5 separate regions of the Homo sapiens genome follow, and all the other regions are linked to region 5. The links are chromatin contacts, found by Hi-C or POLR2A ChIA-PET in ENCODE. All regions are on one chromosome and are shown on one strand. The core of a region is the stretch at or near the end of the contact, and the rest is flanking DNA. Distances in the headings are between cores, read along the strand shown. Region 1 holds the start of GPATCH2L (G-patch domain containing 2 like). Region 2 holds the start of IFT43 (intraflagellar transport 43). Region 3 holds the start of ADCK1 (aarF domain containing kinase 1). Region 4 holds the start of SNW1 (SNW domain containing 1). Region 5 holds the start of ANGEL1 (angel homolog 1).

Region 1 (5,066 bases), core at 1,148-3,647, 660 kb before region 5:
CCATTGTCTTAGTTGCCCTAGCTCAAAACCTCAGCTATCTTTGTCTCCTACCTTGACTTTTTTTCACCTATAGAACATTCTGAAAATCCACAAAAAACAATAGATAGGAGATATAATCATTGATAATGAAACCATTTCGGATATTGTATGGTGGCTTCTTCTGGTCATATTCCTTTGCGAGTATAGATTTAATTTCCTTTGTATGGGAATCATACTCTACATTTTTAGAGTAATCTTTTTATTGAAGTATAACAGTCATGCAGAAATGTACACAATCATAAGTCGATGGCTTTTCATGTCATTAAATATTCTTTTGCAACATTAATTTTTAAAAGTTGCAAGATATTCCACCCATAGATGTACCATAATTTAGTTAACTAACCCCTGTTGTAGAACTTCTGGCTTTTTCTAGTTTCCTCATCTCTCCCTCAGAAATGCTGCAGAGATGATTTACCTATATTTAACATTTTTGCGCCCATTTCCAATTTTTCCTTAGAATACAATTCTTTGGGGCAAAATTTCAGGGTCCAAGGTATGTGCATATTTTTAAATAAACTTTTTTATTTTAGGATAATTTTGGGTTTAGATAAAAATTATGAAGATTGTTACAGTTTCTGTGTAATTCACACTTTCTCCTATTATTCACTTTTTTTTTTTTTTTTTGTGACGGCTGAGTCTCACTCTGTCGCCCAGGCTGGAGTGCAGTGGCTCGATCTCTGCTCACTGCAACCTCCGCCTCCTGGGCTCAGGCGATGCTCTTGCCTTAGCCTCCTGAGTAGGGACTGGGACTACAGGCATGTGCCACCACACCTGGCTAATTTTTTGTATTTTTAGTAGAGACGGGGTTTCACCATGTTGGCCAGGCTGATCTCGAAATCCTGACCTCAGGTGATCCGCCCACCTCAACCTCCCAAAGTGCTGGAATTACAGGTGTGAGCCACCACACCAGGCTATTCACTCTTACAGAAGTATAACACATCTCACAATTGCAACCAATATTGATACGTTATTATTATTATTATTATTTTGAGACGGAGTTTCACTCTTGTAGACCAGGCTGGAGTGCAATGGTGCGATCTTGGCTCACTGCAACCTCCGCCTCCCAGGTGCAAGTGATTCTCCTGCCTCAGCCTCCCGAGTAGCTGGGATTACAGGCACGTGCCACCATGCCCATGTAATTTTTGTATTTTTAGCAGAGACAGGTTTTCACCCTGTTAGCCAGGATGGTCTCAATCCCCCAACCTCAGGTGATCCGCCTGCCTCGGCCTCCCAAAGTGCTGGGATTACAGGCGTGAGCCACCTCACCCGGCCCGATACATTATGATTAACTAAAGTTGATACTTTATCCAGATTTCCTTAGTTTTTACCTAATGTTCTTTTTTCAATTGCAGCGTCACACCCAGGACACCATATTACATTGTCATGCCTCCTTAGGCTCCTCTTGGCTCTGAGTTTCTTAGACTTCCCTTGCCTTTGCTGATCTTAACAATTTTGAAGAATACTGGTCATGCACTCTGCAGAATGTCCCTCAATTCGGGTTTGTCTGATTTTTTTTTCTTATAATTAGACTGGGTTATGAGATTTGGAAGGAAAGTACCATAAAGTGCCATTCTCATCATATATCATTCCACATACTATCAACATGATTTAGCACATAGTCTTGATCACCTGGCTGAATTACTGTTTGCCAGGTTTCTCCCCTGTAAAATCACTCATTTTCCCCTTTACAGATGTTGTACTTTTGGGAAGGAAGTCACTATGCACAGCCCACATTTAAGGAGGCAGAAGTTATGCTGCAGGATGGCTGTCTACATAAGTTATTTGAGATTCTTCTGTGGGGGATTTATCTCTTCTTCCTCATTCGTTAATTTATTCAATCACTTATATCGGCATGGGCTCATGAATATTTCTTTTGTACTTTGAGTTATAATCCAATATCACTTGTTTTATTGCTCAAGGCAATTTGAAATGTTCTGAGTAACTCAGTGCAAAACAACCTCTTCCAAAGGTTGTACCAGCTCACAGGGTAGACGTCATTAAGATCCATTTCCCCTCAACTTCACAGACCCATTAAAAAGGTCAGAAAGCAAGAGATAAGCTGACATCCCTGCCTAGCGCCCAATTTCTGGAAGCCCCTAAGGAAGATGAGGCCAGCATGCAGGGGTCTTTCCCCACGTGGGGCACCTCAACCCCTGAGACGCCCTTTCCCGGCCAGACCCTATTCAACACCCCTCCTTGTCCCCTGCCCCATCTCCTGGCTTCCTGTGGCTCCGCCCACCGCGGGGCGGAAGTGGGTGTGGCCACGGGCGGAAGCACTGGGTCAGGGGCCCAATCGTGCAGCCAGCCCCTCCCACTCGCCACCGCCCCACCCCTCCGGCCCAGACCGGAAATGAGGTCAGAGAGGGAAGCCCCGGCGGTGAGAGTCGGCCCAAAAAGCGGCGGCCGTTGGAGGTGGCTGCGGCAGCTGGTGAGGGGGAGGAATGGGTTGAGAGTGTTGGGGTCCTGGGGGCTAGTACCAGAGGGGATCGGAGCGCCAAGCCGCGGCTGAGCGGCTAAGGGCGTCTTGGGGCTGCGGCAGACGGCCGGAGGGTGAGGGTGGTGGGGCCTTGCTTTTCAGGGCCCTTGTCCCCATCCCTGGGGATGTGGGTCGGGCCGTCTCCGGGGCCACAGCCCCCTCTTCCCCTTTCTTCTTTCTGCCTCTCTGGGGCGGGCTGCAGCCTGAGGGCTTGGTGTCCCGAGCCATGGTCGCCCCAGCCCTCAGGGACGGGCCGGGGCGTGGTGGAGAGTCCTTCGAAACACAGTTTTTGTCATATATGTGGCCATGTTGCGACCCCCGATCCCGGAGGGAGCTCAGTCGCCAAGACTTGCATTTTGGCAGTTTCTGCCCTAGAAGAGCCGATCCCCGCCCCTCGTGAGCCCAAATGAGCAGTTGCCTCCTGCCTCTCCCACCTCCTACTCCGCCCCTCACTTCCACCCTGCTCCTGTCTCTCTTCTTACTTGCTGTCCACCAGCTACCCGTTCCTTCCTGTGCGTGACTCAGCCTCATCTCTGCCCGGGTGCGTGCCTGGCCGCCGGGTCCTCTCGAGAGTGTGCATCCGCGACTGGAGATGGGGAGTTCTAGGGTTCTTTTGTCACTACTGTTGGAATTACAGGCTTTGAGGCAGGAAAGGATTCTGCACAGGCATTCGACTGCAAGTTGTTTGATGACTTCGTTCCATGTTCAAGTTTGTGCTGTTCTGCCTGAGGTTTTTATTTGTTCTTTTGTTTTTGTTTTTTGTATTTTTGTTGCCTGAGTTTTTAAAGCAGTAATTCTTTATTAGGGAAGTAGATTTTGACATGCTGTTCCCACTTGTTTCTTTATTTTGGTCTTAGGGACAGTTGTCTCCCAAACCTCAATCATGGCATTTTAATCCACTTTTTTTTTTCCCATTTTTTCCCCTTCTTTTCACAGGTGTTGATAAACCACTTCTTAATGCTTAAAAGAACTTGGTCTTGTTTAAATGTATGTGCTTTTGGACACTTTGAGAAGCTTCGTTTGTATGGTAGTTTTGGAAGTAGGTGTCACTATTGCTCCTACAGGTGTGGCAGATAAGCCAGAGGACTGTTTTCCTGTCTTTAAGTTCATTGGCATAGGCACAGCATGAAAATAGGTTTTAGAAAGCCCTTTGCAAAGTGAAAACTGAATGAATGGGAATATGGTCAGAGAGTGGCACCACTTAGAATTTTAAGCTGATCTTGAAATACTTTGGGCATAGAGGCAAGAGAAAAGTGCTAAAAATTTAATATGTATTTAATTAGATGCTGTACAAATTAAATATTTCCCCTTAAGGGGGAATTTTGAAGATTGCTCCTACTACTGTCATTTCTTGAAATGTTTGTCTCTGAAGTGACCCCTGAAGTGTGATGTTTGGTTTGAGGATGAACAGAAAAATAAGAAATTTTGGAAAGCAGTTTGGCCAGAAATCTTAGAAACTTCACCCTATCCCTGTCATTTCAGCTGCTATTGTATCCTAGTTTTCTGTGATTGTGTGGCACTGAAGCACATAACTAGGACCAACATTTATTTTCTGGAGGGTAGGAGAGGGGCTTAAAAATTGTTAATTATTCAAAAATATATGACATACTGTATAAGGTTCTATACCTGGTAGCTTCCAGGTGGTAGTTGGTACCAGAATGGGCGCAAACTTAGTCTCTTCTCCATTCTGACTTCAAACCTGGGTCACTACAATTTCTTGGATCACGAAAACTGCATTCTTCCTTAAATGGTGTCACTAAGTTGTCTTTCTGTTTCTTTCTGCCATGGTCATTGTCAGCAGTGACCCCAGGCCAAAGAACAGTTTTTCATTCATTCTCAATACCTCGATGAGACCATGTGCTACTCTGTGTTTCCACAACTCTAGTGTGATTTTGAAGTTGTATGTTTTTCTGTTCCTGTCTAGTGAGACAGTCTCTAATCTTTCTGGATCTCATCATTAGGTAATTCAATGACAAGTTTAATTGGGGAAAAGAGAGAAGGATCTAGTCCCCCGAATTTGTTTTGGGTCCTGTCCCAGTTGTCTTCTGGTTAGTAGGTTTTTGTGCTTAAGAATATGTTGACTTCAGGCATTTAACAAGGGACAAAACATCTATTTTTAGTGACTTAAGGAAGTGGTAGGAACAGAATCTAAGTGTAGCCAGATGAAAGGTGACTTATTTTGTTTAGACAGGCAGAACTGTGGACTACCATGATCTGTTTCATCAAATTATTCCAAAACAACAGATCCTTTTTCAGGCTTTCTTTTTCTTTTTCTTTTCTTTCTTTCTTTTTTTCCTAAACTTCCTTTTGGCAGATGTGGCCTCATGGATGAGCTGGTACACGACTTAGCCTCAGCCTTGGAGCAGACATCTGAGCAGAATAAGCTTGGTGAACTGTGGGAGGAGATGGCGCTGAGCCCCCGACAGCAGAGGCGGCAGCTTCGGAAACGCCGAGGTCGGAAGCGTCGTTCTGACTTCACTCACCTGGCAGAGCATACCTGCTGCTACAGCGAGGCCTCTGAGTCAAGTCTGGATGAGGCCACTAAGGACTG
Region 2 (5,292 bases), core at 1,664-4,163, 830 kb before region 5:
TCAGCCTCCCTCCCCGCCGAGGTCTCCGCAGGGAGCTGCGCCAGCGAGCGCGAAGTCAGCAGTTGGCCCGAGCCCATTTCCCAGATGGGTGAGGGGAAGTCGGCTCTGTGCTTTCGCTCCTCTTCTCGGCCCGAACCTCTAGGCCTTTTCCCACGAGCAGCCAAGGGAGGGTAGGGCACGTGGCTCCCCGCACCCCGCAACACAGGGCTTGCCTCTGAACTGAACTTTCCTGAGAGTGAGTGCCGCTCCCACCCCATCTCACTCCAGCCTTCCTGGACCCTTTCTGAGAGGTCTGGCTTCCAGGCCACTAACTGAAGGGGCTGTTCTCTGTATCCCAGCACAGCGGTGGGTCACTTTACGGATGAGGAAACTGAGGCATAGAGTTTTTTGTTTTTTTTTTTACAGACCACACTGCTTGTGAGTGATGGAGGCGATATTTTACACAGGCTATCTAGCTTGGGTAGGCATTACTTTCATTTGCAAAACCAATGGGAAACCTAGGGGTAGAAACTTTAAAAGTAACTTGCCCAAGGTCACATAGTTATTAGGTGTCAGCTGTTGGGATTTGGACCCAGGACGTTGCCAGATTCTGGACTTAATTACTATGCTATACTGCCTCTGAAATTTCAGAAAAAGTTTAATGTTTACTATATACCAGGCACTATTCTAGGCTCTGTGAAGAATATCAGTGAACGAAACAAAACTCCTGCCCTCAGGGAAATTTTATTTTAGAGGCAGGGGTGGGGCAGTGGAGGAGGCGATAAACTAAATAAATATGTAAATGATGTAGTACGGTAAAAAGTGCTGAGCCAGGTGCAGTGGCTCACGCCTGTAATCCCAGCATTTGGGGAGGCCCATGCAGGAGGATTACTTGAGCTCAGGAATTCGAGACCAGCCCCAGCAACACGGCGAAACCCAGTCTCTACAAAAAAATGGAAAAATTAGCCCGGCATGTTGGCGCAGGCATCTACTTGGGAGGCTGAGGCAGGATAATCACTTGAGCCAGGGAGGCAGAGTTTACAGGGGGCCAAGATTGCACCACTGCACTCCAGCCTGGACGACAGAGCAAGACCGTGTCTCAAACAGACAAGCAAACAAACAAATGTGGTGTGGCAGAAAATCAAGCAGGGAAGGAGGATGGGGTGTGCCTAGGTTGGGGGATGTTGCAGTTTCAAATAGGGTGATAAGGGAAGGCCTTTGAGCAGACAGTTGCAAGATAGGAAGGAAAATTATTAAAGTTATACTTTTTTGGACTCCACCTCTACCAAATCAGTCTCCAGAGCTGAGGCCCTGGCATCTCTGTTTCTTTACAAACCTCACACGTGATTCAGGTGCTAAGCAAGTTCTGGAAGCTACTACTGCAGGGTACCTCTCTGCCCAGAGTGAGGACCATTTGCCTTCTGTTTTCAGCAAGTTGGGGAAGAAGTGGGGGTGAAGGTCTGGAAACTGACTATAAGGTGATGGTCGTATGCTGTGAGCTTACAAGAAATGGAAAAATCCAAAGATTAATCCCTTCTTCCTCATCTGGTGCCGAAGAAGAAGGGAACAAGGGATTCATTGGAGCCTATATTTCATCTGTCTTGGATTTTTGGCAATGAGTGTTTCTTCAGATTAAAATCTAACAAAGTATTCTCACTGAGAAGCAAGTTAACAAAGGATCTTAGAGATAATCTCTAAAGTAATTACAAGGGAGGAAACTGATAGCGGAAAGGGCTCTGCTCTGACTACACAGGTAGTTTTCAGGAGAGCTAAGATGAGAACACAGCTCTTCTGATATCCAGGCCAGTGCTCTTGCTGTCACAGGCATGCTAACACACAGTCCTATCCAGTAACATGTGTGACTGAACTGAGTGATTTACTGGATATTTAAGAAATGCTTGCAATGAGGTTTCAGGGGTGCTACTCCCACTTCCGAATCCTTGCTTTTAACCTGTGTCCATCCAGGCCTTCCCCTCAACATAATACTGGAATGTTGTTTGCTTTCAGGGCTATCAGCCCATCTCCTATGGATCTCAGCCAACCAGTGTCAGGGACCTGGCCAGTGATATTGACTTGGAGATCTCATATGAAGAGTCAACAAAGACGCAACTTAAATGCCCCATTAGGCTGGGAATTTGTGGTACATCTCCCTCTGCCAGCCTAGGAGAATGGCTGGCACCCAGTAGTATGTGCTGGAGATAAATACTCCAGTAATGTCTGGTGTCAGAAGGGCATTTGGCTCTGCTGCTTGGCACTTAGGTGATTTTCCTCAAGCCCCTTCTTTGTACCTCAGTGTGCTTTATTGTTGTGTTAGAGATACTACTGCTACTCACTTTGCGGGATTATTGGGATTTAATGAGATATTGAATATTTGTACTTTTGAAAGTTATTACTACTCAGCTATTTGATGTGTTGATTCAGCCTCTCTGTAAACTTCTTGAAGGCAGAGATTATGTATATTGCAGTTTCCATAATTCATGGTAAACCATTTATTACACCTGATTCCCTGTTTTCTCATCTGTCAAATGGAAACAATACCACTTATCTTGCTTCCCACACAAGGTTGTTAATGCCCCTCACGTTAAGCCAATAACTGTGACGGCCTTCTGTACCTTGCAAAGAGCTGTACAAGTGGGAGGCATCAGTATAGCAGTAGTAGTGCTTTGCACTTAATATATTGATATATTTAAACAGAGCTACAAATACAGACAGTTCCTAACGACCAAATTATTTTACCGTCTCGCAGGAGCAGCGTTGGCGAGTTTTAATAACCGGAGGTTGCTTCCAGATGTCAAGCAAGGCAGATTTAAGAAAGATTCGGTAGTTTGGAGGATGGCACACAGAATCCAGGAACCATGCTGCGTACCCTTTAAAAATTGGGGTGGAGGGGCGGGGCTGTTAGCAGGGACGCGTCTGGGCCAGTCGGTTTCCAGGAAGTGACGTCAGGCGGCCGCGGAGATGGAGGATTTGCTCGACTTGGACGAGGAGCTTCGCTACAGCTTGGCTACCTCCGTGAGGACCAATTCGGGGGCCTTGGGGGCCAGGATTTGGCGGGTGGGGAGGAGCGACCCCGCCGGCCCCGACTTCTCTGAGGCGACTCAGGGCGGCAGGCCTCGCGCCGCGCCGGGTGAGGCCCAGAAGGAGGCAGCCTCACCGCCCCGCCCCCAGGCCACTGTGGGCTCCGCCGCTGCTGGCCTGGGGTTTGCTTTCTTTAAAATCCTCAGAAAGTAGAAAACACCCTGTCCCCGCCGGCGTCTAGGACCGTGGGAAATTTCCGAGCCTTTCTCCGTTTTCTAGAGCCCCGAGTGCGAACTTCCCCAGAACAGATCGATCACAGGGTGATAGGGGAGCCCCGGCCGGGGTCGCACTCGCTCCCATCCTAGAGTTTTTCCTTTGGGACACCTCGTCGCAGAAGTTCCTGCAAAAGCCGCACTGTTTTATGCATGGAAGGGAGGCAGGCAGGGACGGCCTTTCTTCCCGGTAATCCCCGTGGGGAGGTGGGAGTTAACCTCAGTTACCTCAGTAGTTAAGGAAACCAAGACCGATTTGTAACGTGAGGGAGTGATTAGGTGCTCAGGCACTGAGGCCAGATGGAGCATAGAGCTGTTGCCTGGGTTCAAAAAAAAAAAAAAAACCTAAAAAACGATTTAACCTTTCCGAGCCTTGGTTTCCTTATGCCTAGAATGGAGGTGTTACAGTGAAAAGGAAATGCAACAATACATGGGAAGCGTGTAACTCAGTGCTTGGCATATGTTATCACGGAAGAGGTCAGAAGAGGTTAGCTACTGCTGCCTATGAGGCTGTGGTTTACCCAGCGTTATAGTTAGTAAATAATGGAGCTAGATTCAAGACCCAAGTTCAGTGTCTACCTTCCTCCTTTGTAACCCCCATCAGGCCTTTTTATCTTTAAAACTGGTTAGGATCGCACTTACTAAAAGATTGGGCCCCAGAGCAAGTCTTTAGTGTCTGCTGTGAAATCTCTAAGTGTTTTGAAGGTCACCAGGCCTGCTGATACGTGAATGTTTTTTAGTACCTGGGGATGTGAATGTAGTTATTCATTCATTCAACAAATATTTATTGAGCCCCTACTGTGTATCAGGCAGTGTCCTAGGTGCTGGAGATACAGCAATGAATAAAGCAAAGTTCCTGCCCTCATGTGATTATGTTGTAGTGGGAGAAGATGGGCAATAAATAGACTACATTTAACATACACAAAAATCAGGCAGTAAAGAAGTTTTTCTACCCTATGGATCTATACAGGGTCTTCAAAAAGTTTAAAACCTTGAAATACTTAAAAATTATTAGAGAAAACACCTGTGAACAGCATTTAGCGACAAGATCATTGAATTTTTGTTTTAGCACAACCGCCATATGTAGGATGCTGTATTCAGATACTCAGTGCTGTGACAAATGGAAAAGGGCAACCATGGTGAAGGGATGGAATTGTCTGACTTGAGAAGAAAATAAGCTGCTTATTATCAGAAAGATTGTTTCCACCATCCCTGAAACCTAAATGACACTACAATTTGAAGTGTCGACATTGCATAAGAGTTTTTACGAGCTCTTCTGTAACCCCTCTCAGTTTAGTGGGGCAGTCAGTCCTTAGAACATCTTAAAACAAGTTTCAGCAGGGTAGAGTGGAAAGCACCCAGGAAACCCAGGATCTGAAATCAGAAGGCTTTGCTCCTAGGTTTATGTCAGCCACTTCATCACCTTCCTAGGCCTCAGTTTCCTCCTTTGTAAAATGACAGCAGTCTCAGTTTCTGTCCATTATTGTGAGAATCAAAGGAAGCCACATTAAATGAGATCTAAAAGTGCTTATATTAATGCTGTTTTTTTTAAACAAAGTAAGCAAAAGTATAAATATTTCAGCACCCAAGAGTCTGACTAAATAAAGTTTTGTTTATGTGCTGGGAAGCCTTAGAGGCAGAGTCTCCACCGGAGGGCCTTGGGAAACACCTGCAAATGATTCATTTGATGGCCAAGAATTTTGAAGTGCTCTGATTTCCAAAGATAATGTCTCAAAATTCTTGTACTAGATTTCCCTTAATGTCTGTAAAGGCAAACCCAGTTACTGTACATATCAGAGCAAATGCTGTTTTCCATTTACCATGGAATTTAGGAATTCTTTCCAAAAGCCTGTTTGATAATGATTTTCATGCCAAGCTGCAGATTTGAAATTAAGCCTTCCTAAAATCCTGCGTAGGAACATGGGAGCATTTACCACCTTCTTCTCTGACCTGTGGCATGAGGTATCTGCCCATTCTAGAGGAATTTGTAACTGCATTTCTTTGGGTAGAAAATAGAATTTTC
Region 3 (5,237 bases), core at 399-2,898, 990 kb after region 5:
TCCTGGGTTCAAGCAATTCTCCCACCTCAGCCTCCCGAGTAGTTGGGATAACAGGTGCCCGCCACTATGCTGGGCTAATTTTTCTTTTTCTTTTTTTTCTTTTTGGAGACAGAGTCTCACTCTGTTGCCTAGGCTGGAGTGCAGTGGCGTGATCTCAGCTCACTGCAACCTCCGCCTCCCGGGTTCAAGCGATTCTCCTGCCTCAGCTTCCTGAGTAGCTGAAATTCCAGACGTGCACCACCACACCAGGCTAATTTTTGTATTTTTAGCAGAGACAGATTTCACTATGTTGGCCAGGCTGGTCTCAAATTCCCGGCCTCAAGTGGTCCGCCCACCTTGGCCTCCCAAGGTGCTGGGATTACAGGAATGAGCCACCGCACCCGGCTTAATTTTTCTATTTTTAGTAGAAATGGGGTTTCACTATGTCGGCCTGGCTGGTCTCCAACCCCTAGCCTCAGGTGATCTGCCCGCCTCAGCCTCCCAAAGTGCTGGGATTACAGGTGTGAGCTACTGCGTCCTGCCCAGCCAGCATTATTATTATTATTTTTGAGACGGAGTTTCGCTGTTGTTGCCTAGGCTGGAGTGCAATGGCGTGACCTCGGCTCACCGCAACTTCTGCCTCCCGGGTTTCTAGTGCCTCAGCCTCCTGAGTAGCTGGGATTACAGGCATGCACCACTAGGCCTGGCTAATTTTTGCTATTATTAGTAGGGACGGGGTTTCTCCATGTTGGTCAGGTTGGTCTCAAACTCCCGACCTCAGGTGATCTGCTAGCCTTGGCCTGCTGGGATTACAGGCGTGAGCCACCGCCCCGCCAGCATACATCAATTGTCAGTAAATTTCTTCTTCGCCTACTAGTTCCAATATCTTATTTAAAATCTATGGCCCGGTGAGGTGGCTCAGGCTTGTAATCCCAGCACTTTGGGAAGTCAAGGCGGGTGGATTGCCTGAGTTCAGGAGTTCAAGACCAGCCTGGGCAAAATGGCGAAACCCCGTCACTCCTAAAAATACAAAAAATTAGCAGGGCGTGGTAGCACACTCCTGTAATCCCAGCTACTCAGGAGGCTGAGGCAGGAGAATCACTTGAACCCGGGAGGCGGAGGTTGCAGTGAGGCGAGATGGGCCACTGCACTCCAGCTTGGGCGACAGAGTGAGACTCTGTCTCAAAATGAATGAATGAATGAATGAATGAATGAATAAAATCTACGAGGTCGGGCGCAGTGGCTCACTCTTGTAATCCCAGCACTTTGGGCGGGCGGATCATTTGAGGTCAGGAGTTTGAGACCGGCTTGGCCAACATGGTGAAACCCCATCTCTAAAAAAAATACAAAAATTAGCTGTACTGCTTGGGCGACAGAGCGAGACTCAGTCTCAAAAAAAAAAAATCTACAAATCCACTTCATCTTTCATTAAACACGAACCTGGGACGTAGTTAGAATGTCTTGAAGAAAATATTTCAGTAATATTCCAAGTCCGTCGCCCTGGCAAAGCAACAAGGCCACCTGACGGAGTAAGCCCGAGACCCCTGTGCCTCCACAGTACTGCCCGCGGGATCGCGGCGTGGGGAACCAGGAACTACAAGTCCCGGCAGGCCGCGCGCGCCTCGGCTTCACTAAGCGCAGTCAGGTGGCTGTCCCCGCACGGTTCCCAGCTAATTCCCCGCTACCGGGTTGCGGCCGGAAGCCGGGCGCCGCGGCTCTGCTTCCCTCGGGGTGAGTAGGGGCAGCTCGCCGGAGGCCGGCGCAGAGCTCGGGCCGACCAGCCTGGCAGGGCCGCACCGCGCCTGGAGCGCGAGGGAACCGGCATGGACACGCCGGGAGTCGGCCTCTGCTCCGGTTGTGCAGCCGCCCTGGGCGCCGGGAGGGACAGCCCCATGACCTTGTCACCTGGGCCCGGCGCGCGGCCACGTGGCTCGGGTGACTCGCATTGCCCCGCCCCCCTGCAGTGACTTCTCCAGTTTGGCACACCAGTGGGCTTTCATGTGACCTGTCCACTTCAGTGGCACAGTCTTGCAGGCACCCGAGTGGGCAGAGCTGGAGGAGGGCCGGAGGTGGCTCACCCAGACGCCTTCACCCCCTGGTGGCCCTGTGAGTTCCGAGGCAGAAGCAGCTGGAGCTGGAGCGTGGTCTGGGCAAGAGCAGGGGGCGATGCCCATATCCTGGCCCTCCACCCGGTCTTGCGAACGTGCCCCAGACCGCTGCTTATCTCCAGCATCTTGCAGGGCCCTGGGCTTCCAGATCACACAGTAGATATGTGCTAACAGCAGCCAGTGTGTGTGGAGAGCAACCTTTAGATAAGACACCTAGAACAGCCCTCTCCCAGGGTTAAGTGGCATTTACTTTCTACTAACAAGAAAGTCATTCAACAAGTATTTATTGTTTACCTCCATGATACTTGGCACTTAGTAGGTGCTCAAGAAATATTTGCAGAGTTGAAGTGAATTAGACTTTATCTGTGGCTTCATATGTTTTATTTAATAATTTTCTTGGGGCTGGATGTGGTGGCTGATGCCTGTAATCCCAGCACTTTGGGAGGCCAAGATGGGAGGATTGCTTGAGGGCAGGAGTTCAACACCAGGCTGGGCAACATAGTGAGACTCCCGTCTGTATTAAAAGAAAAAAAGGAAAATAAATAAAATAATTTTCTTACTACAGTGGTTCTCAAACTTTAGCATGCACCAGAGTCACCTGGAGAGCTAGTAACAACACACAGTACTGGACCCCATCCCCAAAGTTTCTGATTCTGTAAGTCTGGTATGAGGACCAAGAATTGGCGTTTCTAACATGCACCCAAGTGATGCAGTTGCTGTTGGTCTGGGGACCATACGTTGAGTACCACTGCTTTATAGGAAAAAAAATCCTGTGAACTTAAAGCACTATCTCTTCACACCTGGTTACGGGTCTTTCTGTCTTTATTTGCCAGTTTTACTTTTTTGGTGATTGTAAATATGTGCATATTACTTTGTACACTGTTAACTCCCTCCATATTAATTTATATACAGATTTTAATGTAGTCTATACTTGTCATTTTTCCTGGTTACATCATATTCTACCTTATTGGGTCATTCTTTGCTTGGCCATTTCTCAACTGGCCTCAGGGATGTGCGATTTGATCTGTACTAGAAGAGTGTGCATATTCTTACTTTCTGCTATGCAGTCATTTTCTTGTCAGACAAAGGACCTGTAAGAATATTAGTTGGGGCCGGGTGCGGTGGCTCACACCTGTAATCCCAGCACTTTGGGAGGCTGAGGTGGGCGAATCACTTGAGGTCAGGCGTTCAATGCCAGCCTGGCCAACATGGTGAAACCCCATCTCTACCAAAAATACAAAAAAATTACCTGGGCGTAGTGGTGTGTGCCTGTAGTCCCAGCTACTTGGGAGGCTGAGGAGGAGAACAGCTTGAACCCGGGAGACGGAGGCTGCAGTGAGCCGAGATCGTGTCACTGCACTCCAGCCTGGGCGACTGAGCAAGACTCCGTCTAAAAAAAAAAAATTTAGTTGGGTCAGCCATCCATTTCTTCACCAGGGTAACTCACTAAATATGCCTCCTGGGTTAAGGTTTCCATGTTGCAGGGACTCCAGTGGCCTATTTCAGGGCCCAGCAAGCTGCTTGTTCTTGTGCACTTTTTGCTCTCTTGGTGGGAGCAGTCATACATGGATTCAAGTTCTGCCTCCATCACTTACCAGCTCCTTGGCCAAGTTTTCTACCTTTTCTAAAACACCACTTCCTTATCCATAGATTGAAGCTCTAATAGCATGCACCTCGGAATCTGGTTGTGTGAGTTAATGAGCTAATAAGTGCTTGGTACTGTAGCTCTCCCGTTGGAAGCTCACTCTCTTCTCTTACCTGCTGCTTGCTCTTTGCATCTGGCTTTGCCCTATTCTCCCTCAGTCTGCCTTTCCTAGGATGGACTGAATGGAGGATTTCTATTCCTTGCCTGGGTGAGAATTATTTTTGTTGTCTATTCTGGGACCTTGGCATCAGTCAGGGATTCCTTTTTTTATTTTTTGAGACAGAGTGTTGCTCTGTCGCCCAGGCTGGAGTGCAGTGGCACGATCTTGGCTCACTGCAGCCTCTGCCTCTCGGGTTCCAGCAATTCTCTTGCTTCAGCCTCCCGGGATTCCTTTATTTAATCAACATTGATTTAAGGACCTTGAGTGCTTAGGCATCAAACACTAGGAAAGGGAGTTTGATTAAAATTTGGTTCCTAGCCGGGCGCGGTGGCTCACGCCTGTAATCCCAGCACTTTGGGAAGCCAAGGCGGGCGGATCACGAGGTCAGGAGATCGAGACCATCCTGGCTAACATGGTGAAACACCGTCTCTACTAAAAAAAATACAAAAAAATTAGCTGGGCGTGGTGCCGGGTGCCTGTAGTCCCAGCTACTCAGGAGGCTGAGGCAGGAGAATGGCTGGAACCCGGGAGGCGGAGCTTGCAGTGAGCCGAGATTGCGCCACTGCACTCCAGCCTGGGCGACAGAATGAGACTTCATCTCAAAATAAATAAATAAATACAATTTGGTTCCTGGACTACATTACTATCTTAGGGAGGGCAGACTGTAAACCTGCTCAGGCCAACTTCACACAGTCCCTTGCTATTGACTTGGTGTCTTTGGCATCTTTCCAGACTTGAGGCATGATGGTATCATTCACTTTGTGTGCTTTCTATCCATATCAGGGACCAGGTTCTTCTGAAGACCCTATCACTCTCTCCAAGGGTATTTTTGGGTCTTTTTTCAGTTTTGGGGGCAGACTAGAAGAAATAATGCTCATTGGTATAATAGTCTCTCTAGGAAATGGGAGGAGGCCATGGTCACTTTTCATGGAACTAGAGACCTAAGTGCCTTTTCTCTGTGGTAATTCTCATTTGTGCACCAAACAGGGAAAGGTGATTCCAGGCCTTTAGTCCTGAAATGTAGCATAGGGAGAGGGCTGCCAATGGATGGAAACTGAAAAGGCCTAGCTAGTCACTGACTCCGATGAACAGTAAGTGCTTGGTTTCCCATTTAGTTCTGTCAAGGGGACGGACATTTCGTGTGACCATCAGCTTCCCATTTGTACGTCCCAGACTCTCCTGTTGCTTCATTTTCATAACCTACTGGGGTGTTTCCTGTGGTCCAGCGAGATGGATTCCATTCTTGTCATTGATTTGACAATAAAACAGCCATGTCAGCTTTGCAGCTCTCCTAAACATTTGATAGACTGAAATGGCTTGTTTCTAGTGGGAGGCATTGGTTGAT
Region 4 (4,684 bases), core at 2,146-4,645, 950 kb after region 5:
CTCACAGCTCGAGCTCCTTAAATGTTGTAGGAGAAATAAATACACTCTTCCCCAGCACTCACCATCTTTATTTCACTACAGCCTTCTTATCTTTTCTTAAACAAGCCATCTCAGGATCTTTACATTGGCTATTCCTTCTGCCATCAAATCAATCTAATCATCTATCTATCTATCTATCTATCTATCTATCTATCGCAATCAATCAATCACAATTTTTCTCTATTGCAATCAATCAATCACAATTTTTCTCTATCTATCTATCTATTGCAATCAATCACAATTTTTCCGGCTGGGCGAGGTGGCTCACACCTGTAATTCCAACACTTTGGGAGGCCAAGGCAGGTGGATTACTTGAGGCCAGGAGTTCGAGACCAGCCATGCCAATATAGTGAAACCCTGTCTCTATTAAAAACACAAAAATTAGCCGGGCGTGGTGGCGGACGCCTGTAATCCCAGCTGAGGCAGGAAAATCACTTGAACCTGGGAGGTGGAGTTTGTAGTGAGCTGAGATTGCTCCACTGCACTCCAGCCTGGGTGAGAGTGAGACTCTGCCACAAAAAAAAAAAAAAAAAAAAAGAACAAATTTTCGTATGCTTTTATAGAAAATTCTTCTCCAGATCTCCAGATCTTTTCTTTTTTGATTGCTCCTTGCTGGGCAGGGCTATCCCACAGGCAGTATGCCTAGAGTAGCCCCAGATCTTTCAACAGCTTGCATCTCAGCACTCTTGTCTCTGCTCAGTTACCTCTCTCTAGAGCTGTTTTCTGACCACCTTACCCAAAATAGCCACTTCACCCCAAACTCTGAGTCACTCTCTAACCCGGTCTTTATTTTATTCCTAGCATGTATTACGTGAAATTGCATTATGATTTTACTCACTCTGTCCCATTAGAATGTAAGCTAATTAGAATTCTGTCCCACTAGAATTCCAATTCTGTCCCATTAGAGTGTAAGCTCCATGTGGATAGAGTATAAAATTAAAACAAACTCAGTTTCTCCTATTATTTCACTCAACAATCAACAACACACAACACTTCTGATACCAGATGTGTGATGGTTTTTCCCCACATATCAAGCAAGCTATCAACTGTGTCTACTGGACACCAGTCAAGTGTCCTCTAATTCAATTCAATTTTGATGTTATCTACCTGGAGATACTGTCAGATGTTACAGGTTGAAGGCTCAGTCCCACAAGACTGCCCTTACTTCAGATGCCAACAGTAGGTCCAAGGCCACTGGCCAACTAACTACAAACCAGGGTTCCCATGACCTCATCTTCAGGTTCAACTAATTTGCTAGGGCAGCTCACAGAACTCAGGGAAATGTGTTTACTGATTTAAAGGATATTACAAAGAATACTGAGGAACACCAGATGGTAGGTATGGAAAGCTCTGGAGTCCTCAAGACTGGCCATTTAAAGATCGCATTCTGCCACTGCAATTTTAAGCACGCAATACCCATGACAGGCCAGATGATGTGGTGGCTCACGCCAGTAATGCCAGCACTGTGGGAGGCTGAGATGGGTAGATCAGATCAGTTAAGCCCAGTTCAAGACCAGGCTGGGCAACATGGCAAAACCCCATCTCTACTAAAAAAAACAAAAATTAACTGGGCATCATGGCAAGCGTCTAGAGTCCCAGCTACTCTAGGGCGCTGAGGCAGGAGGATCACCTGAGCCTTGGGAGGTTGAGGCTGCAGTGGGCTGTGATTGGGCCACTGCACTCCAGCCTGGGCAAGAGTGAGACCCTATATCAAAAAATAAAATAAATAAAAAATACCCATGACATCTCTAGAAATTTTTCCTGTGTGTCCATTTCAAATTCCACCTTTTCCACAAAGTCTCCCCTCATAACTTTACTAGTCTATGACACAGTGTCTCACACCTGGGGAGCACTCAAATGTTTGCTGCCTGTAACATTTACTAAACAAACTCTTGGCTGGGCATGGTAGCTCATGCCTGCAATCCCAGCACTTTGGGAGGCCTAGGTGAGAAGATTGATGGAGGCCAAGAGTTGGAGACCACTCTGGCCAACGCAGTAACACCCTATTTCTAGTTTTTTTTTAAAAAAATTTCAGATGCCGGGCATGGTGGCTCATGCCTGTAATCCTAGCACTTTCGGAGGCCGAGACAGGAGGACTGCTTGAGGCCAAGAATTCAAGACCAACCTGGCCAACACAGCGAGACCGCATCTCAAAAAATAAAGTTAAAAAAAAAAGCAAAAAAATTTTAGAAACGAGGGTGGGGAGAAAACTCTCCAGCCCACATAACTTATTCCATTCAATTCTTTTTGCACTAAGGTTAGTATTACACAAATGCACATTTTGTGTTCTGTAATTGTTTTATGTCTGTATACCTTGCACCCCTATCTTCCCTGTTGCCAAAGACAGATTTTCTTCTGTGTACACAACCCCCAGGACAGAGCAAGGCACCAACAGTAATTCCCAAAATAATTTTTTGATTAAAACTTTTGGAGTCATACTGTCATCAGCCAGAAAAAAAAACATGCGTGAGGAGAATGAAGGGTGTTAAAAGAGCTCAAGCTGATGTCCTGAAAGGATTACTTTATCTATAACCTTCCTGAACACTAGCCTTTTCCTGTTGAGTTCGCATGGAAAGTTTTTCCACTTAAAATGGGGCAGCAAGGCTGGGAACTAGTAGGAGTAGCGTAACTTCTCGGACTCTCCCACTGAAAAGCATCTTTTTCTTAAAGGCGGAGAGCACTTTACAGACGGTTACTAAGGTAACCGGAAACAGCAAAACTGAGGTGGTTCTATCTACGGAAGAAATTCTAAGCTCCAAAGTTAAAATGCGGAGCAGTGGCGCATATCAGCAGACGGCGGTCACTACTGTGGCTCATTTAAATCTGTGTTCAGCTCCGGGCCTCTTTTTTCAGGAATCCTTGTTTCGGGACACCCAGTGGACAGCGAAAGGAGAGAGACCACCACAGGCAAACGGCCGGAAAGCCGCGCAGTCGCAGCCCGCGCGCTTCACTCCGCCCAAATAAGCCACTACCGTCACCAACCCCATCTCGTTCGCCCGAGCCGCGGACCTGAGGGAGCGCTGTCCGCTCCCCGCAAGATGCTCACGCGAAAAACCCACTCTTCAGTGTCTGAGACCACTCCGCAGCTTTCGGCCTCGGTGAGCGGGTGAACTAAACCCGGGAAACCGCTGAAAGACCCCAGCTTCGACTAGGCCTAGTCGTAGCGGCGGCCAGCGGGAGGGCGTAGCCGTAGTCTTGGCCCACGTCATTCTGTGCCCCGGGTCAGGTCACCGCCCGGAGGGTATGGGAAGAGAAATGAAGAAGACTGGTACTCCCAGACCCTTCCGTATCGAGGACCCCAATCAACAACCCACCTGGTGAGCGCCATCTTCTTCCGCTTCTTCCAGCGCGAGCGACAGCACCGCTGGGCGGGTCTTTCCAGATGATGAGGAGCGGAAAGGAAGGAGTGCGCGATGCGCAGGCGCTCTGGCCGAAAAGGCCTTCTGGGATTTGTAGTTCTTTGAACAGGAGTACCGTTTGTATTCTGACCAGACCAAGCGGTTATCAAGGAATAATCTCTTCAGCTAGCAACAAATGCATAACTCGATCGCTTATATGCGACATGATAGGGCGTTCCCTAGGCAAAATATCAAAGATACAGGGAGATGCCTTTTAGGCCGCTTTATTACGTTCCTTACTCAGTCCCGTTCCCCGAGAAGGGGTACAAAATACAAAAGCTTCCCGGGGACAGCTACTTTAAGTAAGAGTGATAGGGCGTTTAAAACGACAGGTAATAATGAGACTAGCTAATGGAGAGTCCTTGGACTCTCTGAAAACATTCACACTCAAAACTTTTCTTTAAACCATATCCTCTCACCCGCCAAAACACTCTCTTGGGGAGATATTTCGTAATCCTTGGTAATTTACCGAGTGTCTGGGTTCTCTGCCCAGGGTATGACAAGGCTGAAATCTCATAGGAGGCTCTGGAGAAAAATCCATCTCCTAACTCATTCTTGTTGGCAAAAATCAGTTCCTGGCGGTTGTGGGATCGAGTTCCCTGTTTTGTTTTGTGCTGTTAGTGGTGGCCACCCTCAGCTCCTAGGGGTCACTCTCGAGTCCTTCCCACATGAGCCCTATTTATTGGTAGTTCACAACATGGATATTTGCTTTCTGAGGCACATCTTTCTGACTCCTCTTCTGCCACTGTTGGAGAAAAATGCCCTGCTTTTAAAGGGCTCATGTGATTAGATCAGGAGCACCTGGATAATCTCCCTATTTTAAGATCAACTCTTGGCCGGGCGCAGTAGCTCACACTTGTAATCCTAGCACTTTGGGAGGTCGGGGCGGGCGGATTGCCTGAGCTCAGGAGTTCGACAAAGCCTGGGCAACATGGTGAAACCCTGTCTCTACTAAAAATACAAAAATTAGCTGGGCGTTGTGGCGCGCTCCTGTAGTCCTAGCTACTGGGGAGGCTGAGGCAGGAGAATCGTGTGAATCAGGAGACGGAGGTTGCAGTGAGCCAAGATCACGCCACTGCACTCCAGCCTGGCGACAGAGTGAGACTGCGTCTCAAAAAATAAAAATAAATAAATAAATAAATAAATAAATAATATAAAAGAATAGCTGGGTGTGGTGATGTGCTCTTGTTTTCTCAGCTACTTGGGAGGCTGAGGTACAAGAATCGCTTGAACCCAGGAGGTGGAGG
Region 5 (5,209 bases), core at 2,096-4,595:
ACATTCCTCCTGCTCAGGGCCCCGAGGGGCCATGGCAAAGTCGCCCTCTACCTGGGGGGATGAGCTGTTCGCCAGAAGGACATTTTTTCGACATGTGAAGAAAGCATCTAGGAGGAAAGCCAAAATACCAGGTTATAAGACTGTCATCCAACCCACACTATTCTCCCAGCTAAAACATAAGCCCAATAAAAGCAAGACCCATATCCACCTTGCTCATCATTGTACCATCACTGAGCCTGCCTACCTTAATGCCTGAACATCATCATCATCATCAGGGCAAAGTATTCACTATGTGCCAGGCACTGTTCTTTACAAGTGTTGACTAATTTATATGGCAGGGATCTGATAAATATTCAGTGCATGAAAGAACAGCTGTCTCACATAATCTAGAACACAGATGGGCACATATACCCACACTCCTTTTACATGACTTAGTTAAGACTACTATTAACAAACTCTTTGGTTCTAAGAATCACATTACATTGCAACCAGCAACTGACTGTTAATCAGAACTGTGGGTTATGATCTAGCACCAAAATTAATAAAACTGACCTTGAACAATGCCCCTAGTCAGATGAAGTTACTCTTGACTGTAAAATGGGGACAAGAGGCCAGGCGTGGTGGCTCCCAGCACTTTGGGAGGCAGAGACAGAGGCAGCAGGATCACTTGAGGCCAGGAGTTAGAGACCAGCCTGGGCAACATAACGAAACTTCATCTCTACAAAAAATTAAAAATTAGCCAAGTACGGTGGCACATGCCCATGGTCCTAGCTACTTGGGAGGCTGAAATGAGAGGATTGCTTGAGCCCAGGTTGACGCTGCAGTGAGCTATGACTGCCCTTCTGCACTCCCGCCTGGGAGACAAAGTGAGACCTCATCTCAAAAAAAAAAAGAAAAGAAAAGAAAAAAATAAATTTTAAATTTAAAAAAATAGAGACAAGTTTGAACTAGATAATCTCTGAGCTTTTCTAGCTGTATAAATTCCCTAATCTATTAATGTATTCCAAAAGAAAAAGTCCTAAAGTAGACAGTCTCAAAAATCTATACAATTTACATCTTAGCAAGGGCCCTTAAGCCTTTTCTCAAAGCTACTTATTGTAATAAAATCTTCACAAACTTCATTATCTGCTTTCCCATTCCACAACACATCAGAGGCTATAAATTACAAGGTGCCAACAATCGACAGTAAGAGACAGCTGACATCTCTCTGATACTGCAGCCACCAATGACAGCCAACAGGCAAGAAAGAAAGTGGGAAAAACTCTAAAATTAGAGCCCCCAAACTCTGAGCACAGTATTTTGGTGAGAGCAAACAACTCCTACACTCACACACTCAACCATTTATTTACAGCACAGGACGAGTAACATGCACGATGCTGGCCCTCAATCACTAGACTCATTTTATTGGCAATTTTTTTTTAAAGGGAAGAAACCTTAAAAGTGGCTCAAATATTGAAAGACGGTTCAAATATCTTGTTTGGGGTCTATGTATATTTATGTCCTTCTAAACAATGGTTTTAACCACGGTGATTTTGCCCTCGGAAGACATTTAGCAACGTTCAGAGACACTGTTGTTGTCACAACTGCAGCATTGCTACTGGCATCTAGTGGTTAGAGGACAGAGACGCTGCTGAACTTCCAACAATTCACAGGACAGACCCACACCAAATGATCCGGTCCAAAACGTCAACAGTGCTGAGATTGAGAAACCCTGCTCTAAACCTATGTATGGGCTGGGTCGTTGAGCTTTAGCCTCAAGGACTTCCTGATTATCTGCCCCTTGAAATATCCTCTGTGTATACCAGATGGCAGAGGTTCTTTGGTTCATATGCACGAAGTTACTAGCTTTCAATTTTGGTAGATGTCTTTTGGTGGTGGTGGTGGTGGATTTTCAGCAGCAGAATGCTTTTGTTTTTTAAAAATCTTATCTGGAAACCAAATATGCCAAGTAAATATAAGTGGGACTACTGTAATGTGTAGGTGGGGGGGCGGGGGGGGCCCTCCTCTGAGATCCCTAGAACTCTACTGGTCTGGAAACCTCTGGACTAGTATACTGTATCACTAAGGCATTAGAAGAGCTCCAGGAAAAACAGCAACATAGTTAAAAGAATATGTTTAGTTCTCTGGAAACAATTACTTCTGTGGAGTTTCCCACATTCCTCAGAAGTATGGACACACAAGACATTCCTGAATTCACTGAGTGCCTACTGTATACCAAGCAATGTGTTAACACCAGAGATACAGCGAACAAAATGGACGTGGCCCTGCGCTCCTGAAGTTTGCATTCTAATGGCAGATACACAGTAAAATTTAAAATATTTCTATATGAAATATATATTATCAATGACACACACATTGCGTACCAATTGTGTAAAGTTCCACAAAGGAAAACCACAGAATATACAATTGGAGCCCTCATTCCTAAGTACTTCTTGGTCCTGTCCCATAAATTAAAGGCAAAAAGTCTGCGAGTTCCATGGGATCTCAGAAACTGATGGTCGCATAAAACCCTCCGTAATTTCAAAGCCCAGAAATAGAGAATGCAGACAAATTATGAAACAATAACGAAATAAACACCCCCTCTTTGAGGTATCGACTGGGCATTGCCCCCACCCCAGCACATCTCCCTCTAAACCGCCGGGAGTGGGGGCAGGAATGCTCCAAAGCTGAGATCTAAATGTGTCTCTGATTGAACGTCCGTTTTTCAACCAAAGACACCGGTGAGCGAGAGCTGCCAGGTGGCAGTGAAAGGCGAGTGTGAAGTTAACCTGGGGAAGATCGGTGCGTCCAGTACTTCGGCCATAAACCTCCCAGAGCCGACCCGCCTCGCCCGCTGAGAATTTGGGCACTCGCCTAGGTCCGAGCTACTACCCCTTCCCGACCCGCCGGGGTGCTGACTTGGCCGACCCCACAATTTCTCTGCACCCCCAGGGCCAGGAAAGGGCCCTGCCCGTCCACAGCTCCTCTCCACCTTAACCGCGGCCGGACGCCATCTGACAACAGGCGGGAGGAGGGGCCGCCCACGAGGGACGTCGGCCAGGTCCAGGCCTCGTGGGGTCAGGAGGGGCCCGCGGGGCAGGGGCTCAGGACCGCCTCCCTACACCTCGGCACTGCCCGGGGCACGGTAGTCGTGAGGCCCGGCCAACCGCACGCCGCCCCAGGCCCGCGGAGCCCCGCAGAGGCGAGCCCTGGCCGGGCTCCTGTCTGTCGGTACGCCTGGCCGGTACCTGAGAGGGCGCGGAAGAGGCGCGTGGCCGGCAGCAGCAGGTAACACAAGCACGACGCGATCATGGCCGGCCGCCCGCGCCCGCCTCCGCTCCTCACTGCAGCCAGCAGGTCCTCCCTCAGCTCGGCCCCGCCCCCGGCCCGGTCCGGCCCACGTGGTGCCGCCGCCGCGCTTCAACAACAACTTTATTGGGAGCGCAGGTCTACGGGTGCGCACGCAGGAAGTGGGAGGAGCCGGTTCCCATGGCAACTAGCCACCCCTAGCACCCGGCTGCCACCCAGGCGTCCCGAATTAAAATTGAGCGCCTCACTGGAGGCCCCATAGTGTTATTCAAAGGCCACAGTTTATTCCCACTTCTGCAGCTGACTAGGTGTCCACCTTGTTACCACACTATAGCCTCTCCGCCCCTCAGTTTCCTCACCTGTAAAATGAAGAGCTGGACTTTCTCTAAGGCTCCACTGAACCTTGACTTCTAGCCCTTCTCGACCCAGAAAGGAAGCGAGTTATTCCCCCATTTCCCCCGTTTTCCTGCCTCTACTTCCCTGTCTCAGATTCTAGGTCACAAATTGAGTCCTACCTTGCTTCAGGAAGTAAGACTTTGTCTCCTTCCCTACTTTCTAAACGGGCCTTCTTTTCCCTAATCTAGAAAAACAGGGTTTCCCATTGGTAAGGAAGTCAAGAAAGAAAGGAGAGAGGACAAAGAGAGGAGAGAGAGAAGGGAGAGAGGAGAGAGACAGAAGAGAGAAACTTCCACAAGGCCAGGGACCAGTTCTGGCTGGTTGTTTGCTCACTTTGAGGTATCTCTAATACAATCCAAGCACCTATTGTAACCAAGTACCCAGCTTGGAAGTTATATTCTTGTTATATACTTCTATTTCTTTATTTTTGTTCAGTTAACCACTAGGCACCCCCCGACACCCCAGCACCCCCCATACACACTGTTAGCATATCTAATTGTATGTTCGCTTAAAAGTTCCAGAGACTAAATCTTGAAACAATATAGGCATCTGTGGAAATCTCCACCAGGAGATTGATTCAAGGCTACAGTTAATTTATAACTCAGCCCAGCCCGAGATGATGCCAGCCCATTCACCAGATGGGCAGTAACTCAAGACAAGTCATCAGAACTCGTCATGAAGACCTGCACTGCCTCACCCCTTGCATACCCTCCATGCCAAAACTTCTTAAAGCCTCGCATTTTGCTTGGAAATGTGAAGCAGCTCCATTAAAGCAAAAGCCTGGATCGTTTTTCCCCACTGCTAGCTTTGGTTTATAATAAAGTCAGTCTCCTTCTACCATACCACGACCTTGCTCGTTGGTTTTGCAAGCGGCCGAATCTGCATTCGCTAGCACTACTAGCCACCACATAAGCCTTTACTGACTGGTTGAACAAAGCATATGTCACTAAATGAAGGCCAGTTCTGCCATCACTTCTGTGCCACCTGCGACCTCTTTGAGTCTCTCTTCCCCAGTCCCCCTCCCCCAATCTTCTACCCCAAACAGGCTCTGAAGGAGGGACTGGACAATGCACCCAGTTTCAGTACCCAGTGTCTGAGTTGCACGATTTCCAGTTTGTGGCTGGAGCCTTGGTTGTTCAGGGAAGCCTTCTGGGGAGTCACCAGATCCTGGACCAGCTGGGTACATCATAACACTGAAAGGCTAATAGGAGGAAGAAGGAGAGAGTTAGTATTGTGGCCTTCCCACTACTTACCCTTAGTTCTAGAGGTGGCAATGTCTGCCTGCCTTCAGGCAACAGCACTTATCCCTTTGAGATGAAACAGAGGCCCAGCAATCTGAAGGTTGGGAAGCTGCTTAGAAATTAGTGCACAAATGGTGGATCTACCAAAGGCGCTCCCGAGGTCAGGCCCCCTCCTTTGATGTAGCTTAAGTAAAACCCTCCTTGTACCCTCCTTCCATTTTGTACCATGAGTTATCCAGAAGTCCAAGTTCCAAATCAGATCCTAATCAAGGGTAACGGTTCCC

What was found. Hi-C counts contacts between places; a loop is a spot of excess contacts on that map. ChIA-PET counts read pairs that join two places held with the same protein, here RNA polymerase II (POLR2A). Pooled maps may share reads with other maps.
Region 1: a loop to region 5 is called in a map of CD8-positive, alpha-beta T cell, with 4 times the contacts of the local background. The contact joins the promoter of GPATCH2L here to the promoter of ANGEL1 in region 5. A Hi-C loop is called at or near these places in 3 of 168 maps with a recorded cell type or tissue (CD4-positive, alpha-beta memory T cell, CD8-positive, alpha-beta T cell and naive thymus-derived CD4-positive, alpha-beta T cell), 3 of 37 single-sample maps with no recorded cell type and 15 of 50 pooled maps. POLR2A ChIA-PET finds 5 or more read pairs at or near these places in 1 of 52 experiments (MCF 10A).
Region 2: a map of CD4-positive, alpha-beta T cell shows a loop between it and region 5 (7-fold over the local background). The contact joins the promoter of IFT43 here to the promoter of ANGEL1 in region 5. A Hi-C loop is called at or near these places in 3 of 168 maps with a recorded cell type or tissue (CD4-positive, alpha-beta T cell, CD8-positive, alpha-beta T cell and naive thymus-derived CD4-positive, alpha-beta T cell) and 8 of 50 pooled maps.
Region 3: a map of naive thymus-derived CD4-positive, alpha-beta T cell shows a loop between it and region 5 (5-fold over the local background). The contact joins the promoter of ADCK1 here to the promoter of ANGEL1 in region 5. A Hi-C loop is called at or near these places in 1 of 168 maps with a recorded cell type or tissue (naive thymus-derived CD4-positive, alpha-beta T cell), 1 of 37 single-sample maps with no recorded cell type and 7 of 50 pooled maps.
Region 4: a loop to region 5 is called in a map of CD8-positive, alpha-beta T cell, with 4 times the contacts of the local background. The contact joins the promoter of SNW1 here to the promoter of ANGEL1 in region 5. A Hi-C loop is called at or near these places in 2 of 168 maps with a recorded cell type or tissue (CD8-positive, alpha-beta T cell and naive thymus-derived CD4-positive, alpha-beta T cell) and 8 of 50 pooled maps. POLR2A ChIA-PET finds 5 or more read pairs at or near these places in 1 of 52 experiments (naive thymus-derived CD4-positive, alpha-beta T cell).

Annotation. Positions count from the first base shown.
Region 1 is chr14:76,149,525-76,154,590 of GRCh38, forward strand. GPATCH2L (G-patch domain containing 2 like) reads left to right here and starts at 2,398. Exons shown (of 10, transcript NM_017926.4): 1 at 2,398-2,467; 2 at 4,830-5,066. The coding sequence starts at 4,840.
Region 2 is chr14:75,982,850-75,988,141 of GRCh38, forward strand. IFT43 (intraflagellar transport 43) reads left to right here and starts at 2,914. Exons shown (of 9, transcript NM_001102564.3): 1 at 2,914-2,991. The coding sequence starts at 2,938. It also overlaps a transcript of TGFB3 not described here. RefSeq lists an enhancer at 2,567-3,068 and a silencer at 2,895-3,204.
Region 3 is chr14:77,798,461-77,803,697 of GRCh38, forward strand. It overlaps ADCK1 (aarF domain containing kinase 1), which reads left to right and starts at 1,649. Exons shown (of 11, transcript NM_020421.4): 1 at 1,649-1,710. RefSeq lists enhancers at 974-1,512, 1,513-2,051, 2,125-2,174, 2,185-2,264, 3,646-4,485 and a silencer at 1,575-1,934.
Region 4 is chr14:77,757,761-77,762,444 of GRCh38, forward strand. SNW1 (SNW domain containing 1) reads right to left here and starts at 3,396. Exons shown (of 14, transcript NM_012245.3): 1 at 3,354-3,396. The coding sequence starts at 3,367. SLIRP-OT1 (SLIRP overlapping transcript 1) reads left to right here and starts at 3,008. Exons shown (of 2, transcript NR_161324.1): 1 at 3,008-3,356. RefSeq lists enhancers at 2,586-3,360, 3,268-3,587, 4,135-4,684.
Region 5 is chr14:76,809,537-76,814,745 of GRCh38, forward strand. ANGEL1 (angel homolog 1) reads right to left here and starts at 3,346. Exons shown (of 10, transcript NM_015305.4): 1 at 3,228-3,346; 2 at 1-107. The coding sequence starts at 3,291. RefSeq lists enhancers at 2,387-2,961, 2,962-3,535 and a silencer at 2,984-3,413.